Linked DNA regions of Mus musculus: region 1 is linked to region 2. Evidence: chromatin loops called from intact Hi-C (ENCODE). Cell type or tissue: gastrocnemius. All regions are shown on one strand.

The links. Hi-C counts contacts between places; a loop is a spot of excess contacts. Peaks named below come from ENCODE experiments on the same cell type or tissue, not always from the same donor. Only the 100,000 strongest peaks of a DNase experiment are listed, where the experiment ranks them.
Region 1: a loop joins it to region 2, with 6 times the contacts of the local background. A loop is called at or near these places in 2 of 42 quality-filtered maps.

The regions. Positions count from the first base shown.
Region 1 is chr4:140,103,689-140,106,188 of GRCm38, forward strand. All of the region lies in intron 3 of Igsf21 (immunoglobulin superfamily, member 21), which reads right to left. Among named protein-coding and RNA genes, the nearest start is that of Gm52685, 35 kb to the left of the region's middle. RefSeq lists an enhancer at 1-2,006. In gastrocnemius, no CTCF peak of the experiment used is centred here; a DNase peak (open chromatin) is centred at 1,224.
Region 2 is chr4:140,158,405-140,160,904 of GRCm38, forward strand. The region is part of intron 1 of Igsf21 (immunoglobulin superfamily, member 21); the gene reads right to left. Among named protein-coding and RNA genes, the nearest start is that of Gm13029, 17 kb to the left of the region's middle. In gastrocnemius, a CTCF peak has its summit at 1,424 (motif pointing left); a DNase peak (open chromatin) is centred at 1,397.

The sequences.
Region 1 (2,500 bases), 55 kb before region 2:
CGGGGAGTCCCTGGGGCTCCTTGAGGCTCCCCAGGAAATTGTTCTCTGCCGGTTTCTGGTAATATTCCCAGCCTCATTCTCACCCCGCTTTCCCAGCTGAAGAGGAAGCAGCTGAACAGCTGTGGAGCTGGGACTCTGGGCTGAGATGCATTAATTTGTAAATATCTTCATTTATATGTAAATGCGGAGCCCGGAGCCCCGCCGCTGGCCCTAATGGGGCCTTGCAGCCTGGTACTGCGGCTCTTCCTTCACTGGCTGGCCACGGGAAGATGTTCCCAACACTGCTTGATTTCATTAAGTCTCTTCTTTCACTGGCCCCTGTGTCCCCTACATATGGTGGCTCTGCTCCCCGGAGTGCCCTCTGCTCAGGATACCCAGGTGTCTCAGAGTGCAGAAACTCAGCATGAACATGGAGGACTAAAGGAGCCCGGCACATAAATCCTAGGACTGAACTTAAGTCCATGCTGCTGTGTGACTTTGGAAAAGTCCTATACCCTCTCTGGGCCTTATTTTCATTAACTGTAAAACAAAGACGGCACCATGGTATAGGTGTAGGAAGAGGTGGTTTGGGGTTTGATCAAGTTCATGTCATTCCAATGGGAGACCCTTAGCTGGGTCATCCCTTGGCCTTACTGAACTGTGACCCCTTCTGTAAAATAAAATGCAGAAAAGGGGGAGTTAAAAATGTTACTTTTCCAAGTTCAAGGGGTTAGCTGAAGATAGAGAGCAGCAGAAGAGATAGAAGTGTGTACATAGGGGCTTTCAGGATGGGGGATCCCGTGCAAAATTGGCTTTGCCTTGCGGTGGGGAGAGAGGGTTGCTTGAAGCTTAGGGGTGAACACCTTCAGCTCAGAGTTATGTTTGGGGACCAGGAAACTCTGACCCCAGGTCACCTGTCCACCGAATGGGTCAGCCAGCATTTGACTTGGAGAAAATGGGCACCAATGTCTAACACATTCCATTCTAGGATTACAGGAAGATAGTCTAGTCAGCCTGCTTTCGGGGGGCGGGGGAGGGGCGGGGGGCTGGGAGGCTGGGGGGGGGAACTGGCTCAAGATCACTGGGTAGGAAGTGGCTGTGCCAGGATTTGAAGCCTTCAGGCACCTGCTGGCTTTCTCAAAGCTGGTGAGCACGGCTGGAAGCAGGTGTGTGGGGCGTGGGGGTGGGCATGGGGGAGGCCTGGGGTTTCCTTGTGGTCTGAGGAATCAAAGCTAGGCAGGCCTCTGGAGGGCACACCTATAGGCAGAAGCAGACTGCAAAGGAGGGATTTGTTGCTGCCGGGCGGGCGCTGGGTTTCAGGAAACCTGGCTCCAAGCCAGGAAGTCCCCTGCCTGAGGACTCTCTGGGGCTCCCAGGGCATTGCTTATTTTCCTCTCCAAAATGCTTTTTATCTCTGCTCTCATCTTGATGGCAACTGATTTCTCCTTGGCACTCGTTTCTTTTCAGAAAAGGGGGGAGGGGTACAGAGAGGCATCTGCCTGCCTCCTGTGAGCCCTGGGTACACTCTGTCTCAGGTGCTCAGAGAAAAATGGCTGGGAGGAGGAGCCTGGAGAGGCCATCAGGGATCATGGCCACCTTCTGGTCCTCACTCTGGTCCCAGCCAGATCTCACTGCAGAGCTAGAGACACGCTTTGAAAACCAAAAATTCTTCTGTCCCATTCTGAGATTGTATTCTCTTGCAAACCAACACCCCCAACCACAGGGGAGTACCTCCAGGACTTTGGTGTATTCTCTTTGCAAATTCGGTCATGCACTGACTTGTGACCAGGCCTTGGCGGACAATGGGAGCTAAGCACAGAGGTGGGGGTAGGTGAAAGTCCCAGTTAGGGGGTGGAGGTTTGTCCACCCCAGGACTCAGTGTCTAAAGACCACATGACATCAGACACTCACTGGAATGTCCCAGTTGTGCCACCAACCAAGTGGAGCTATGCAAGGTGTCACACAGGCTGTTGTTCCCAGTACAGGTTCTATTGTAGCACTGCCCTCTGAGAGCATCAGCCAAAGCATCTACCACACAGTATGAAAGATCACTCTGTGTGTGTGTGTGTGTGTGTGTGTGTGTGTGTGTGTGTGTGTGTGTGATGTGTGCATATGTGTGTGGTGTATGTATATATGTGTGTATATGTGTATGGTATGTGTATATATGTGTATATGTGAGTATGTGTATATATAGGTGTAGAGTATGTGTATATGTGTGTATATGTATATGTGTTATGTGTGTATGTGTATGTTTTGTATGTGTATATGTGTTGTGTGTATGTGCTTGTATATATGTGTTGTGTTTATGTACATGTATATATGTGTATGTGTATATGTGTTGTGTGTGTATATATATGTATGTGTTGTATGTGTATGTATGTGTTGTGTGTGTATATATAGTGTATATGTATATGTGTGTGTATTTTTGTGTGTATGTGTTGTATGTATGTATATGTATGTAAATATTGTATATGTGTATATGTGTGTATATATCATGTATGTGTGTATGTATGTGTGTTGT
Region 2 (2,500 bases):
AGACCCAGAGAGCCAGTGAGACAGTTCAGTGGGTAAACACACTCACCAAGCAAGCTTGACAACCCAAGTTCAATTCCCAGAACCCGCAACTCAAAGAGGACAGGCTCCTGAAAGCTGTTCTCTGACCTACATACACACACACATATACACACACACACACACACACACACACACATACACACACATACACACACACACACACACACACACACACACACACCATAGGGCATACAGTTGTATACACACACATACACACGCACACAAATACATACATACACACACATACACACACAAAGATACACACATAGTGGCACACAGAGGCAAGCACACAGATACATATACACATACATATACACACAGACACATACAGATACATACACACAGATATATACACATACATATACACACCGACACATACACACAGGTATACCTACACACATAAATACATACAAACACACACAGACAAGCACACAGATACATACACACACACACATACACACACACACACATACACACTAAGGTTGACACAATACCCACAACTCTCACTTCAAATGGGGTAAGAGATAATTTATTCTGAAGCCAAATGGAGTGACCATGGACTGGGAACATAGATTCAGGTTACCCTGAATTCCACGTTCCAACACGGAAGAAGTTTCATGAAGTTTTTACAGTAACAGAATAAAAAAAAAGTTATGAGTCAAGGCACTTTTGAAATACACTGGTGGACACATCAGATGGGAATTACAGCAAAGGGGGCAACCTCTGTCATGGGCCTCAGATGCCGACCGGCAGTCAGCTTAGCTCTTTGGTTGGGAGAAGCTCATGGTCTGCTAAGTTAATGCATTTCCAAAACGGTTTCACTTGATATTAGGTCAGAAGTGGGAAAGAAAAGGAAGTAACTGGGGGCTAGACACCCAAGAGAACGGAAATCGGGGTTTGGTGCTGCAACATCCCGCCCTCTCGACCTTTTATGGAAGGTGTGATTTCTTTCTGGAAACCTTTGCTTATTGCAAATAAGAAATAAAAATGTAAGACCTTCTGAGACCAAGGGGGAAAGGCAGGGATTCGACCCTGGCTCCTCCCCCTTCAGAGAATCGACACAAACCTGATTGGTGCACTGGTTATGGTTTTAGTTACTGTAACAAAGAACCTGACAGAAGCAACATGAGGAGGGAGGAAGGGCTCATCTTGCTTCATGGTCTGAGAGGACGCATGGAGGGGAGCTGAAGTCCACGGAGGTGAGAGTTTACAGCTGTGGCTTGTTGTACACCACTGACCAGGAAGCAGAGAGTTCCAGTGGGGCAGGGCTGTAACCTTCGAGGGTCCCCTTCCTGCAACCCACTTCCTCCAGCCAGGCTCTATCTCCTAAAGGTCTCACACCCCCACCCCACCCCAGAGCAAAACAGCGCCACCTACTGGGGACCAAGTGTTCAAACATGAGCTTACACAAGATAGTACAGCCTGCAGAAGAGGGAACACACTTGACCCAGTGTCTCCAAACCTCCTTGCCTCAGAGGCCCCTTTACCCAACACAGGGTCCCTGAGGCACACTGGGATCTGTGCCACCCAGTATTCTGCTCCAGTTTCAGAGCTACTAACTCCTAGGAAGAAGGCCCTGGGATGCTACCACTGGTTTCTTTAGCACCCAGCATTCTCACCCTCACATGCTGAATGGAGGGCAGGTCCCATGCTAGGTCATGGGGGAGCCACCAAAGGGTGCGCAGCTGGGAAGGAGTCTTGGGTATCTACAAAGCACCCCCGTCGCCACACCTTGGGGATGCTGCTGTGTCCATACCCGCCATGCAGTCCAGTGAGACCTCTGGCTCATTCCTCTACTTCCCCACCTCCATCCCAGAGGGCCACATGCCCGCTCCAGCTTGGTGGGGACTTCGTTCTGGGGCTGATCAACCCAGGCTCATTTGATCGGCTTCCCGCTGCTGATGTCCGCCTATTGATTGACTAGATCAATCCAGTCCAATCATCTTAATGAGAAAAGCAGCCGGGATGGGCTGGGATTTCAATTGTGCAGGCAACCTGAGCGGATTGAGCCCCAGGGGCCTGACCCCTGCATGTAGCTTAATGGGTCCAACACTCTGAGAGGCAAAAACAAGAGTAGACCTCAGAGATCAATGTGGAAGTGGGAATTGAATTGGACCCGCGCAGCCACAGCTCCAGAGCAGGGGCTGAAGACAAGGGCTCGCTCTGGGGCCTCTCTCTAATGTAAGCTGAAGTCATGTTCACAGCGAGCCCCTGAGGCCATGAGGTCTAAGAAAGTAGCTGCCATACCATTGGGAGGGGAATCTTTTGGTCATCTTACAACACATTTGCCCATGCGCTCTGAGAAAGACCTGGGGTGGCACAGATGTGACCACGCCCTCTGAAACATACAGAGGAGAAATAGAGGCAGCATTGTGTGTTTGCCACAGAGTAGAGGCGGAGCTTATGAGAGGGGGTGGGGAATCTGGGTGCAGCTTCTGTGATCCAGGTCCCAAACTGTGAT